Linked DNA regions of Homo sapiens: region 1 is linked to region 2. A link is an interaction called in ENCODE POLR2A ChIA-PET data of the cell type or tissue named here. Cell type or tissue: HepG2. All regions are shown on one strand. Each heading gives the region's core, and the rest is flanking DNA. Links, peaks and the distances in the headings are about the cores only.

Region 1 (4,000 bases), core at 1-4,000, 53 kb after region 2:
AAAACAAAAACAATGTCTTCTAAGGTTTGAATATATATAGAATTAAGATACATGAGAACGCTTGCACAAAAGTTGGGAGGAAAATGGATGCAATCAAAAGTCGCAAGGTCCTTCCTTGCATTGTCTGGGAAATAGTAAAAAAGTACTCATTTAAGGTAACCTCTAGTCTAAGGTTACCACTTAAGAAAAAAAGTGTGTAACTAACAAACCAATGTAGGGCAGGGGAAGTAGAATTAAAAATATATTGATTAATTCAAAAGTAGGCAGGAAAGAAGAAAAAAGGAGTAGATGTGACAACTAGAAAATAAAGTTAGATAATTTAAACCCAAACAGCTCAGTAATTACATTAAATGTAAATGGGCTATATATGCCTATTAAAAGCCAAAGACTGTCAGACCAGACTGGCTTCCCCAACTATTTATAAGAAATCCATTTTAAATATAAGGAAATAGAAAAGTTTAAGTAGTATGAGAGAAAATAATATGCCACACAAAGCAGTAATCCCAAGAAAGCTGGTGTCACAAAAGCAGATCAAGGAGACTACAGCAAGAATAAATGCCAGAGAAAAGAAAAGACGTTTCATAATGGTAACAGGGTCAAATTGACAGGAATTATCCAGTAATACTCAAACTAGTTGTTCTAAAACTTAATGCTGTATAGAAAATACCTGGATCTGGGAAAGAGCCCAGGTATGTGCTTATTAAATTACAGCTTCAGGCACTTTTAATGCCAATCACACAAGGACCACTTTGAGAACCAGTGGTCCCAGCCCCCTAGGTGGGCTACCTAAGCCTCAGTAGCCTTGACACTTCTATAGGGCAGTTGGGTAAAAAATGGGTCAGACTTGAGGGCCTCCAAGGGGCAGACTGATAGGTGAAGGCAGAGCTGCTCCGGCCACTGGACAATGGAAGGGTCAGCACTGGGAGCCAAGGTTAACTGGCCCTCTGAAGCCCCATCCACCTGCCCTGTGCAGCTTGCAGCTCACAGAGAAAGCTGGGCATTTTCTAATTGGTGGCACAGGGAGCTCTGGTGCTTGGATGGATAGGTACTGAGAGACATGGGTCAAAGCTAGAGGTCCAGATGGGGTGTTGGGATGAAGAGGCCACAGACATATGCAGAATCTTAGGGTGGCCAGGGCACTCTTAGGCCCACCTGGCACTTGGGAAAGTGTGAAGGGATTGGGGACACACTGTGTCCCTACTGCCTCACCAGGGCATAGATAGGGCCTTAGAAAATGGCAGGAGGAGCCCAGCAAGGACACCGTGTCCTCCTCAGTCCTGTGACCTCCCTTCCCGCAAACAGAGCTTGGGGACTTGCAAGTAATTTGGCGAGTGCAGCTATGAGGGCAGCCCAGAATAAAAATGGAACAGGGTCGGGGGGTTCCTAGGAGCCTGGATCCGCATCAGACCTCTGTAGCCGATTTCTGGCTGTGTGACCTTGGGTTCGTGGTAAACATCTGGAGCCTCGGTTTCCCCCTGTGAATGCCAACCTTCTGGGCTGCTGTGAGGATGAGGGAGATTGCAGAGGGTGTCTGGAACAGGGCCTGGGGTGTGGACATAGGTGTGGTGCTAGTCTGCCTGAGCCCGACCAGGTAGGGGCTGCAGCGAGGCCAGCCCCACACCCTCAGGGTGGGGCCACTCACCCGTCCGTTGGTCTCGCCCTTCCACCAGCCCTGGTCTCCGCCGATGCGGCTGTAGATCCTCACCACGTCACCCTCCCGCAGCGAAAGCTCCCTCATATCTCGGGCGGCAAAGTTATACCTGGCCACAGCTGTGCCGATGACGCGGGGCGTGAACACTGTTGAGGGAGATGGGCAGCATCACACAGCTGCAGGAGGAGCCCAACCAGTGATCCAGGAGGCCCTTGGGCCAAGCTGGGTCTCTCCCCTGGTGCCCAGAACCCTGCTCTGTACCCAGAGAGGAAGGATGTCAAGCAGAAAGGCTCTGGAGGGACACACTGGCCTCCAATCCCAGGGCCCCTTGCCCTCTGGGTCTGGGGACACAGCACATCCAAGTCCCTGCAATGAGGATGTTCTTAGGGACAAGAGCAGGTGCCCAGGCTTTGACCATCATCATTCCAGTGGTCCCCCAAATCCAACCAGAAACCCAGTGGAACCAGCTTGGCCCAGATGCAGAATCCTGATAGACAGGTGACAATGACCATGGCTGAGGGCGAAACACACACAGCTGCTGGGAAGGGACTTTGACTCTGGCAGCCGAAAGCCATGAGGTCAAGGCTGACTGAAAACCCCTCCTCCCTGCACCCAAGTCCCACAGCTCCTCCTCGTGGCCACCTGCTTTCTGCTACCAGAGGCAAAGCTCTTGATGAACAAGGAGGAATGACAGTGGACGGGGCTGGGAAAGTGGCCATCAGGGTGGGCGTGTCCACAGGGGGTGGGTGGTGACAATGGCAGGGCCAAGCCTGACGTGTCCTCAGGTGCTCGCAGCAGCCTCTGCCCGGCCTCCCCAGCCCCTTTCTCCCCTCCACCCAGTGCCAGACTGCGGACAACTGTGGCCACGTCAGGCAGGGCTGTGGGGCCAGTGGGCAGCTCCGTGCTGGGTCTCCCAAGGCAGCTGCCACAGGCCCGGTCCCCCCACGCCCTGGGGAGCAGCGGTACCTGACCAGAAGGGAGCGGAGGGGCCCTGAGAAGCAAAGCTGAGGCCCTGAGGACTGAGAAAAGAAAAGTTGTAGGAAGCACAGGAAGCTGCAAAGAGGCGAGAGAGAACGTGAGGCGGGCAGCAGGGCATCCACGCACAGTCACGGTGGGCACAGCTACAGGCCGGGGGGCATGGGGTGGGGCAGGCCCTTTGGCAGGAGAGGCCCTACAGGGGGGCAAAGGAGGCAGGGGGCAGCACGGGTTGTCAAGCCCCACCCAGGCACAGGTGCCACTCGGCCACACCTGAGCTACCCTGGAACCACTCTATGCACCCGTGTACTCGAGAGCAAATTGGGACCACCTCCTCTCATGCCCTCGCCTGGCACATAGCAGGTGCTCACTAAGGCCAGCTGTTCCTCTCCTGTCCAGCTCGGCCTGTGTGAGACCCATGGCCCTGCAGGACCCTGCAGGCTGGAGGACGTGGGGTGACTCTGGAGAGAGTCCTGAGCGGGAAGCCGCATGCTCGGGGCCTGCCCCTGCCCCTGATTCCGTGTGGCCTTCCCTGTTCTGAGCTGTGGAGTCCAACCTGCAAACAGGCTGCCTCTCACAGAGGAGGCCCAGGGGCTGGGCACAGGGAGGGATCTGGGAACAGGTGGGCCTGCCCTTTTCTCTCCCACCTGTGACAGCTCCATGCGCAGGGGTCTCTGCCTGGACCTGGCCCCTCCAACCCCCACTGGTCTCTGGGTGAAGAAGCCAAGACACAGAGTAGCAATTCTGAGCAGGTGCAGAGTCCCCGCCTGTCACATGGCCCAGGAGATGCCACATGACAGCATCTGCGATGGCTGGGGGAGGGGCGGGGGCTGTGTTCCCCAGGGTGGGACTCCTGGTCTGGGTCTGTGAGGGCAGGATCTGAGCCCTGGGAAGTGGGCCAGGGCAGACCCCTCCGAGGAGTGCTGGTGTGCCGGCTGGGCCGGGGCGTTACCTGGGGACCGGCTGGAGGCCCTGGAGGCCGAACGTTCCCGGGACTTGTAGGGGTACTTGAGTGTGGTGTCCAGCTGCTTGAAGCTCTCCTTCAGTGAGTGGCACTGGTAGTACTCCACCAACTCCTGCAGGGCGTACACACTCACTGACAGCTGCTGCCACCTCCAGGAAGTCCTCCCCCAGTGACCTGGCCTCCCTCTCCCACCTCTTGGTTCATGTGGGGGAGACTAGCTTCCTGGACTCCTCAGAACTCCCCACATCCCGCCAGCCCATGGTGGGTGGTCAGTACCTCGAAGGTACCAGCAACTCCCCCAAATGTTTCTAGAAAAAATAATCTGCAAAAGATGCCAAGACTGACCAGCACGGACACTGACTGCAACAGCCTTTATAAAGGAAAGAATGGAAACACTCTGTACCCAGCAC
Region 2 (10,434 bases), core at 2,675-6,674:
GCCGTCCACTCTGGCACACTGAAGGGGTTTGGAAGCCCCACGTCAGTGACGGCTGGGCTGAGGACGGCATTAGCCTGTGTGCCCTGGGTGCCACCAGCCAGGCTGCTTGGCAGGGGTCTGGGACCAACAGGGTGGGTGCTCCTCCTGCTGCTGTACTCCAGGGTGGGTGCTCCTCCTCCTGCTGTACTCCAGCTCTCAGGGGCTCCCCACCTGTGCCCTTGGCTCCCAGCCCCAGAGCAGCCCATGGCACACTCCCGCCAAAGTCCCAGTGATGGAAGGAAGACAGCTGACCGAGGGAGGCCCAGGCCTGCCCCCAACTTGCCAGGGGTCGCCTCAGGGCCTCTGCCAGCCCATGAGCAAACATCCTGTCTGCTGAGTGCGGGACTAGGCCCCAGGTCAGGAGCTGGGCAGGCTGGGCAGCTCCATTTTGCAGCCGAGGATACAGAGGCACAGAGAGGCCACACAGAACCCTGGTTGGTGGGTTCCAGAGCTGGAATCCCCAAGGGAGGCCAGGGCATGAAGACTGTCCCTCCTGGGGAGGGAGCTGGGTCCCTACCTGGCTCTGGTTCAAAAGCCGGGTGACTTCAGGCAAGTCACCTCCATTTTGCTGTTTGCAGCAGGAGGGGCCTGAATTGGCCCTTCCTTGAAGTCCTTTACAGTTTTATCATTTCCGGGACATTCCTCGCTTGGGAGAGTGCAGGGGCGCAGGCCCAGACGGGCTCTGAGTCAGCCAGAGGAGGCTTCACTGTGTCGGGTGCCATGGAGGGGTGGCAGCTGGGGGGCCTCAGTGTCACTGTCTCCGTGGGGTCAGACATTCTTCTCCACAGTGGGCGTAATGTCCTCATCAGGCCAGGAAAGGACTAGGTCAGCAGAGGCGAGGGGCGCACCGAGCTGAGCCAGGCCTTCTCCCTCCGGAGCCCACCCACCTACTGCCTCCCCAGGGAGGCTGTCCACCAGCAGCAGCAGCCGGGAGCAGAGTGGGCTGGAGAGACCCGGAGGCCGGGCTCCCTCCAAGCCGTCCTGCCTCGACAGCCACCCCACAACGCACGGGGAGTGGCCCGGGCCACAGGCCCTGCTGTGTGGGTCGGAGAGGCCACCGCCATGAGGACGAGACACAGGAGGAGCCTCCCCCCTTGCCGGGGAGCGCCTGCACCACTGTCCTGTGCTCTGCAAGAGATGGCCCTGACTGGCAGAAGGCCATCGGGATAGGCTGCCGTCACCGGCTCTGGCCACCAGCACCCCAGTCCATGCCTCGGCTGGGGATGACTTAGCGTTTCCATGTGCAGACCCCATGCTGGGTGCCTCACCAGTACAAATGCCCTCCCTGCTCCCAGAACCTCCACAGCCCCTCCCCATCACCCTGCATTAGAGACGAGGAAGTGGCTTGCACTGGGTCTCATTCCTGGCCGCTTTGTCAGTGTACGATTGAACGGGACAGCCGGGGCTGCCTGGCTGCAAGCCGCGGCATACACACTCAGCACAGTTTTCCCAGCTCAGCCCCGCTCCCTCCTGCCCCCAGGCCTCAGTCTCCCCATCTGTGAGGTGGGGTGATGCCATCCCACTGATGACTCCAGAGCTGTCCAGGGGCTCAGGCAGGACCCTGGGACAAGAGATCTTCAAAGCTGTAAAGGGGCGTGGACCTGCCCCCCAGCCACCCCCTCAGCACTGCCCACCTTCTGCTGGTGGCCTTCCTCCCTCACTGCTGCCCCTTCCAGGAAGCCACCTGGATTTCAGGCAAGGCTCCTTTCTCAGTAGCCCTCGCTGTTTACCCCACGCCACCTGTCCTGAGTGGCGGGCCCTGCCCTTAGGTCCCAATGGGCACTTACCTGATGTCATAGCCATGCATGTCCTTCTCCGGGCGCCCATGGATGATCCAGTGGGCCAGCTCCTGCCCACAGCCACCACCCAGCATCATTCCTGGCAGGAAGAGAAGCGCAGGGCTGCGGTCTGCCCCCCAGGGTCCCCCACCCATGTCCAAACATGTGCCCCCATCTCCACGGACAGCACAGACACTCCAAGCTCTGCTCTCACACCTGGGGTGCTGCACGCCTCCTGATTGGACTGCTGCTGGACTGGACCCTGGCACAGGTGCACTCTCTGGGAAGCAGAAGGGGCTGGACTCCCCAGCCTCTCCTGTCCCCACCACTGTCGGGGGCCACGGTGCTCCTGCGCCCGCCTCCCCCAGAGCTCTGGGAATGACAGGACCTCCCTCTTGGGGGCCAGGAGGGCTGCTGCCCGGACTCACCTGCGCTGTTGAAGCCACAGCCCAGGAAGAACCCTCGGAGCTCAGGTGCCTCCCCCATCAGGGGCTTGTGGTCGGGCGTGAAGGATTCTGAAAGAAGGAGAGAGAGGCCTGGAGTCCCTTTTGCAGTGCACATACTCTTGGGGTGAGGTCTTCCAAGAGAGCAGTGATCAGGCAGGGTCTGCAGGGGCCCCTCCACCCAACCCCCTCCCTCCTCTAGGCCCTGCTCAGCGCCACTTCCTCATGGGGGCCTCCCCGCTGGCTCCTGCCCGTGCTCTCTGAGCCCCTCCACGTGTGCTGCCAGAACCAGCTGACGGCGACCTGGCTGGGTTCTGCCTGGTGGGGTCCCGCTGTCTTGTGGCCGTTGTCCTGCCGACAAGGAGCCCTTCTCTGACCCTGGAGACCATGCTGCGGCTCCCCCAGTGCACCAGCGTCCTGCTGTGTCCCTGCCAGAGACTTGTCACTCCTGCCCACTGGACCTTGAGAGGGCAGAGACCAGTTTTCTCACTCCACTTCCCCCCGCCCAGCACAGGGTCAGAGCCCAGCAAGTGCAGGTGCTTGATAAATGTCTGTTGAGCCAACAAAGGCTCCCAACTTCTGCGGGGGAGGAGACCAATGTCCCACTCCGGCGGCCACAGCTGAGCCTCAGACAGAGGCCAGGACACGGTGGGAGGGGAACCCTGGCTCTCTGTGGCCACAGTCCTGGATTCAAAACCTGCTTCACCCCTTCCTAGCTGTGTGGCATTGGGCGAGTCACTTCGCCTCTCTGAGCAAGGCTTAGCGTCCTAGTCTATAAAACTGGGATAGCAGAACCTCCACAGAGCTGTGCGCTCGCCAGCCTACAGACGTTCATGTCCTGGGCTTGGCCCTGGGAGGCAGCGCTGAGCAGGACATGTCCCAGCCCTCGAGGAGCTGACGGAGGGAGGGAGCAAATACTTAAATAAGCAAAAAACAGACGGTCTCGTAAAGAAAATACGATGAACTGAGGGCCACGCGTCACTGAGGTGCCAGCTGCTACTGTTGGCACCCCAGCACCACACCATGTTAGACTCTAGATGAGGAAGCGGCCGGCCCTGGTCTGAGGGACCCCAGGGCACTTCGTTCGTGAACGATGATACGGGGATGGCTCCAAGTCTGGGGGGTCATCCTCTGCATGCAGATCAGGAGCAAGTGCCGTCCCGCTCCCTGGAGAGCAATCAGGGCCCCCACGCTAGGAGCTGAGGGGGCAGAGAGCCACGGGGAGCCTGGGCTAAGAGCCTGGCCAGGAGAGGCAGGGCTCCTTGAGGGGCAGAAGGTGGCAGGGCCACTGCAGGGGAGGGTGGAGGAGGCAGGCTAGAGGGGCAGGGCCCTACGTGGAGGGCCTGGGTTATCAGGGCAGAGGGCAGAGGCCGGAGCAGCCATCTGGGTGAGAGACAAGGAAGGCTCCAGAGAAGGTGACGATGGGGCAGAAAGAGTGAGCTGAGGCCGGGTGCAGTGGCTCACGCCTGTAATCCCAGTACTTTGGGAGGCCAAGGCAGGCGGATGTCTGGAGCCCAGGAGCTCAGGACCAGCCTGAGCAACATAGCGAGACGGCATCTCTACAAAAAAATCAAAAAATTAGCCGGATGTGGTGGAGCGAGCCTGTAGTTCCAGCTACTCAGGAGGCGGAGAAGGGAGGATGGCTTGAGCCCAGGAGGTAGAGGCTGCAGGGAGCCAAAATCGCACCACTGCTCTGCAGCCTGGGCAACACAGCAAGACCTTTAAAAAAGGGGGGATTGGGGAGGTAACCTGGGCTGGGTTTGGGGATGGCCCAGGGAGCACCTTGGGAGGGCTGGAACTATTTCTAGGCCCAGGGAGGGCAGGAAAGAAGCTCTGAACAACCTCACAGGGAATCTGCGGGGAGCGCTATCAAGAGCTAGCGGAGGGGCAGCTGCAGGGAACAAGGGTCTCTTGGATGTTTCACAAATGACTCATGCGGGTTGAGTAACCCGAGGACACATGGGACCTCCAGGCAACATGGCCAGGGGCCAGGCCTGCGGCTCCCACCCTGACCTTGGTGAGCTCCACCATCCTGGAATGAGAGCTCTGCCTGCCCTCCCAGGCGCTCCCTAAGTCACGGGGGCCTGGGACTTCCCTGCTCTTTCCTGGAGGCCAAAGGCCATTGGCCGTGCCTGGCAAGGAGAAATGCTGATTCCCCACCAGTCTCCCATCCAGCCGACAGACCAGATCCAAGATGTCCTTGCCTGCACATCTTCCCCAAAATAGGGCTTCGTGGGGAGTACCGGCTCCCCAGGCTAATTAAAACGAGAGGAAGAGAAAGATAGAGAGAGACAGAGAGACGCCTGGGGTTATCTGTGCCCCTGGGATTCTTCCGGGCCTGTGTTTCTCGCTGCCAGACCCACGCAAGCTGCGGGGTGGGGGCAGTGAGTCACGGCTGTGTGCTCCTACCCTGCACGCTGCCCCGGCCCCTGGGGCTCTATCTGCTTCTCCCCGGGGCTGCACTTCACTCCAAAGGCTCCCATAGGAGTCGAATTCATTCAAGTAGCCCCTGCTGACGGCTGAGCAGATGCTGAGCGTGCCAGGACAGAGGGGGCTGGACTCCTCGGTGGCCACAGCCCTTCTGTGTCGGGACTCTTCCCTGTCTTTAGGGCCCTCATCCGCTCCCTGCATGGCCCGTGGAAGTCCCTGGGCTCCCCGCTTTGTGCCGCCCACCTCTACTCAAATGCTCTCTACAGCTGCTGGGCCTGGCCTATGCCCTGCACCGCCCCTGTGGCTTCTGGTCCCTAGGCCACCCTGCCGAGTCAGTGCTCCGTCACCATCTCACAGATGCACCTACTCCAGAGGGCACCCATTCCAGTGCCCTTCACTAAAGGCACAGAGGGACTCACCAGGCTTCTGACACGAAGTTTCCCTGGGGGCAACACTGTGTCTTCCTGAACCTCTCTCCCAGCCCTGAAGCGGGGCCAGAGCTCCCCCTACCAGGAAGCAGTGGGGAACACCATGTGATTCTGCTGGAACCCCAATGTGGGGGATTGTCTGTGCCCACCTGGTGCTCCCCTGCTCAGATCACGTATCCGCGGCAGGCCCAGCGCTGACTCGCCCTCCAGGGCCGGGCTAGGCTGCCCCTCCTCCTGGCCGCCCGTCTGTGTCCTCAGGCTGTGGCCACCCAGTCACCCCATGCCTCGTGTCAGAGCACCCACCCACGGGCTGTGATCAGTGACTTGCATTGGGTCTCCCCTGCCAGAAGGAGGGCGCTGGCCCTGAGCGTGCCTGCCTCCACCACCGACGAAGTGCCACTTAATGTAGAATGAATGCCCTCATGAAGGAATGCTGGTGCTCTGGGGTCACCGGTAGCTCCTGGGCTGCCCCACACTCAACTCAGGGACGTCTGGCTCAAAGTCCCGTGGTTATAAACACTGGGGTGCCAAGGTCAGCTGCAGCCCCTCCTGCTTCCCAGAGAGTGCACCTTTGCCAGGGCCCAGGCCAGCAGCCTCAGCCCCACACCCGCCCCCTGGGGCAGAGCCTTCCGGGCTCCCCAGGCCAGCAGCCTCAGCCCCACACCCGCCCCCTGGGGCAGAGCCTTCCAGGCTCCCCAGGCCAGTAGGGTGGGGTGGGGCTGAGCTGCGCTGTGGATGACCCACGTGGGGCATCTGGGAGCTGAGCCCACCTTTTTGCTCCAGCCTCTTCCAGCTAAGTTCTCCTGGGGCTAGCAAGGAGGGCCAGAGTTAGGGGAATCTTGACACAAGAACCTTCCCCCGCTGAGCTGGCCTCCAGGTGCAAGCCGCCAAGAACAGGAGGGAGGCCAGCAGCATGGGGTCCTGGCCAGGGCAGTGCTCTCTGGGAGCGGTGGGGGCTGGGGCTGGAGGCAGAACTGGGACTCACAGCTGTATAAGCCTCTCATCAGGGAAGGTCTCAGCCCTTCCATTCCTGGCTCAGCCTCACAGGGTGCTGGGATGTGGCCCGCTATTCCCATTTTACAGATGAAAACACAGAATTCCAGGGACAAGTCAAGTCTAGGGATGAAGAAGCCCAGGTGGGGAAGCCAGGACCAGCCACCCTTGAGGCAGGAGGAGGCCCTGGCCTCGTGCTTGGGGCAGATGATGGCCCTTGTGAAGCCCAGGCCTCTCGCCCGTAGAGGGGAATAAAGGCCACACCTAGTACCCAGGGCTGCTGGAGCCAAGCAGCGAGAGGGACCGGGGACAGCCCTGGGTCCCCTGTGTGACACAGGCTGGTCTCACGGGGCATCACTACTAACAGTCATCAGACCAAAGGACCCATGGACGCCCACCCCAGCTCCGAGGCTGTCACTCACCAGGGCCGCAGACCGTGGACTTGATTCCTGTCTTCTCCAGCACGGGGACCCTGTTGATGGCGCCTTCAATGTGCTGGGTGAACACCTCCCAGTCCAGGTCAAAGAGGCCGAAGGCAAACTTGTCTGACACCTGCCAAGGCAGGGCAGGGGAACATCTCCGTTGTCCCCAAGAAGGCCATGCATCCCCATGCCAAACCTGCCTTGTGATGGCTGCCAGGCCAGCCTCTGCTGAATCAGATGCATTAGAGGGCTGGTGGTCACCCACACGTCCCAGCCGTTTGTCTCCCCCACCCACCAACCCATCAGCAAGGTCTGTCTGCTCCCCCTCCCCACCCCAGCCCAGGCCTCCACCCACTCCCCTAGATCCCACCATGCCCCTTCCCTACTCACAAGCCTCCTCTGGCCCCCTGCAGCTCACGATGGCCCCAAAGCCCTGTATGGCATGTGCCAGCCTGCCTACCTCTACCACTGGGCCCGCCACCCTGACCTTCCTGCAGCTCTTTGGGAAGAGCAAGCTTGTGTGAGCTCAAGGCCTTCACCCCTCAATGGGGCAGTTCTTCACCCAGACCTGGCACGCTGGTTTGTTGTCGCGGTGCAGGGCTCTGCTTGGATGTCCCCTCCCTGAAAAACCCTGCCCTGACCACCCATCTAAAGGATATCCTTCTGCTCCAGTCTCTCTAGGCTGATCCTTAACCTGCTAATTTTATTCAGTGCGCGATCATCTTCCAGAATTTCATTCCTTGTTCATTTGTTTGTTTGTTTGTTTGTAACAGTCTCACTCTGTCACCCAGGCTGGAGTAAAGTGGTGCGATCTCGGCTCACTGCCACCTCCATCTCCCGGGTTCAAGTGATTCTCCTGCCTCAGCCTCCCAAGTAGCTGGGATTACAGGTGCCCGCCACCACACCTGGCTAATTTTTGTATTTTTAGTAGAGTTGGGATTTCACCATGTTGGCCAGGCTGGCCTCAAATTCCTGACCTCAGGTGGTCCGCCCACCTCAGCCTCCCAAAGTGCTGGGATTACAGGTGTGAGCCACCGTGCCCAGCCATTTGTTTGTTTATTGTATGTCTCTCCACCAAAATATAGGCACCCAGAGTCAGGGACTTTTATCTTAGTTTCCCTCTTTCTCCAGAAATTAAAGCAGTTTTTAGCCCAAAGTAGCCACTCAGTCGTTCCATGTGTGGACTAAATGCATATACACATAGAACAGGGCTGCAGGGCTGCCCTAACCCCAGAAGCTGCCCGGGAAACAGCCCAGGCCAGGGGAAATGCCGCTGCAGCAGCTGGTTGGGAGGGCAGTGTCATTTGCTGAAGGACGTAGGACTTGTGTGCTCTCATGCCCTTCTGAGGTCATCACTCCACACTGCGCAGACCTTCTCTGTGGATGTTTTGAGGCAAAGCCCTCCAGCTGCCCTGGGTCTGTATTTGACTGCCTGCCAGGACCGTCAGGGTAAGAGCAAGATGGCTTTGAGCTTGGTGGGGTCAGGGGACCGGCCACTTCTCAGGTGTGCCTCTGAGGAGCTTCAGGAGGATGGACTTCCTGAAAGAGGCCCTCTCCATGCTGAGATGCAGCCCCAACTCCCTCCCATTATCCCAGGGCCCTGGCATCTTACCTCCTCCCAAAAGATGGGGTTGGCCTCATAGCCACCCACAGACAAGGCATCCCCTTGGAGGCGGAGGTAGACAGAGGCATCATGATCACGGACATTGGGCATGTTCTGGAAGGCAGAGAGAGAGGCCTTGGCATCATCCAGAACTGGGTGGGGACTTGGTTCCCCATGCCCCGTGGTGGGCCAGCACCTCCACCCAGGGTCACGGGCTCGAGATGGTCCTTCTCGTTGTAGGACCCCGAGGACAGAGTGGACACGGGGCCTCAAGTTACACACAGTGAATGGGTCACTGCCATTCAAGCCTCTCCTTCCCCAAATCCCATAAAATAACAGCAAAAGGGGAAGAAGGAAGAAGGAATGGATCGAGGAAGAGAGCAAGGGAGGAAGGGAGGGAAGCAAAACATATAACCGACAAAGATGAGAGAACAGGCAGAGGCAGCAGTAGAGGATGGGAGATTCCAACCAACCCTGGAGGACGCAGAGTGGATGGAGGAGGGGTGAGACTTAGCTGGGGCTGGAGGAGAGGGAGACTGAGCAAGGCAAGCCAGTGTGCCCCTCCTGCCTCCTCTTGAATCTTCAGAGCCACCCCAGGTCCCTCTTCAGGGGGTGATGCGCTTGCTCATGTATGGAAGGATCTTCCTCTGGAGAGGTGGGTCCTGAGAGGCTCCAGAAGTGGGGAGAGTGGACTGCCATCCCCCCACCCCCCCACCCCAGGAGCAGATTGGAGACTCTTCTGTGAGACACTGAGAGGCCCAGGGAAGGCTTGAGATGTTGACACCAGGGTCTCTCTAAAAGCGAAAGGCTTGCCGCCCACCCTTCCTGAGAGGCTCTCCAGTCCTCCCCTCCAAGCCTCCAATCACACTGCTGCTCACTCTCTCCTAAAAACAAAACCACAGGCCAGGCACGGTGGCTCACACCTGTAATCCCAGTGCTTTGGGAGGCCAAGGCAGGCAGATCACGAGGTCAGGAAATCAAGACCATCCTGACTAATATGGTGAAACCTCGTCTCTACTAAAAATACAAAAAATTAGCTGGGCGTGGTGGCGGGCGCCTGTAGTCCCAGCTATTCGGGAGGCTGAGGCAGGAGAATGCGTGAACCCAGAACGTGGTGCTTGCAGTGAGCCGAGATCGTGCCACTGCACTCCAGCCTGGGTGACAGAGCAAGACTCCGTCTCAAAATAAATAAATAAATAAATAAAACAAAACCACAGGCCAGGCACTGTGGCTCACACCTGTAATCCCAGCACTTTGGGAGGCCGACATGGGTGAATCACCTGAGGTCAGGAGTTCAAAATCAGCCTGGCCAACATGGTGAAACCCCATCTCTACTAAAAATACAAAAAATTAACCGGGCGTGGTGGTGGGCAGCTGTAATCCCAGCTACTCAGGAGTCTGAGACAGGAGAATGGCTTGAACCTGGGAGGCGAAGGTTGCAGTGAGCCAAGATTGCACCATTGCACTCCAGCCTGGGCAACAAGAGTGAAACTCTGTCTCATAAATAAATAACCACAAACCACAACAAGAACATCAGGAATACAAGAAGATGGTGTATTAGTGTGTTCTCACGCTGCTAATAAAGACATACCCAAGACTGGGTAATTTATACAGGAAAGAGGTTTAATGGACTCACAGTTCCACATGGCTGGGGAGGCCTCACAATCATGGTGGAAGGCAAATGAGGAGCAAAGGCATGTCTTACATGGCAGCAGGAAAGAGAGAGAGAGCATGTGCAGGGGAACTCCCTTTATAAAACCATCAGATCTCCTGAGACTTATTCCCTACCATGAGAACAGTATGGGGGAAACCACCCCATGATTCAATTATCTCCACCTGGCCCCACCCTTGACACATGGGGATTATTACGATTCAAGGTGAGCTTTGGGTGGGGACACAGCCAAACTGTATCAGAGTGACAGACAGTGCTATGAGAAAGGAATCTAAGATGAAGAAAGAGGTCTTTAAATGAGATATGATAGTCAAAATTTAAAATTCAATGGAAGGGCCAGATAAGGCTGGGGCCATCATCCAGCGATTAGGCTAAAAGAAAAAGACAACAAAACAGAAATCAGGAGTGGAAAAAAAATAAGAATATCAGAAGGTCCGTCTTGAAAGTTCAACATCCATTTTACAGCGGTTCCAGAAAGAGAAGACAGAGAAAAATGGAGTCGAGAAAAATGTCCAAGCAACAGCCCAAGAAGAGTCCTCCGATTGAAAATCACGCATTCATATGGAAGGGCCCAAGAGTGCCCACCAAGCCCTGAGTCTGGACAGAGGCCTGCACCAAGGCCACGC

What was found. Peaks named below come from ENCODE experiments on the same cell type or tissue, not always from the same donor. Only the 100,000 strongest peaks of a DNase experiment are listed, where the experiment ranks them.
Region 1: POLR2A ChIA-PET joins it to region 2 with 12 read pairs; 1 of 35 experiments calls an interaction of 5 or more read pairs at or near these places.

The regions. Positions count from the first base shown.
Region 1 is chr9:133,766,800-133,770,799 of GRCh38, forward strand. VAV2 (vav guanine nucleotide exchange factor 2) reads right to left here. Exons shown (of 30, transcript NM_001134398.2): 27 at 3,579-3,702; 28 at 2,618-2,704; 29 at 1,643-1,797. Among named protein-coding and RNA genes, the nearest start is that of SARDH, 30 kb to the left of the region's middle. In HepG2, for the core only: a CTCF peak has its summit at 2,277 (motif pointing left); a DNase peak (open chromatin) is centred at 2,282.
Region 2 is chr9:133,710,793-133,721,226 of GRCh38, forward strand. It overlaps SARDH (sarcosine dehydrogenase), which reads right to left. Exons shown (of 21, transcript NM_001134707.2): 7 at 8,146-8,250; 8 at 6,534-6,663; 9 at 2,246-2,332; 10 at 1,827-1,917. Among named protein-coding and RNA genes, the nearest start is that of SARDH, 22 kb to the right of the region's middle. RefSeq lists enhancers at 591-1,294, 4,811-5,514, 5,515-6,216. In HepG2, for the core only: a CTCF peak has its summit at 5,189; DNase peaks (open chromatin) are centred at 2,769, 4,219, 5,179 and 5,589; H3K4me3 peaks cover 1,683 bases.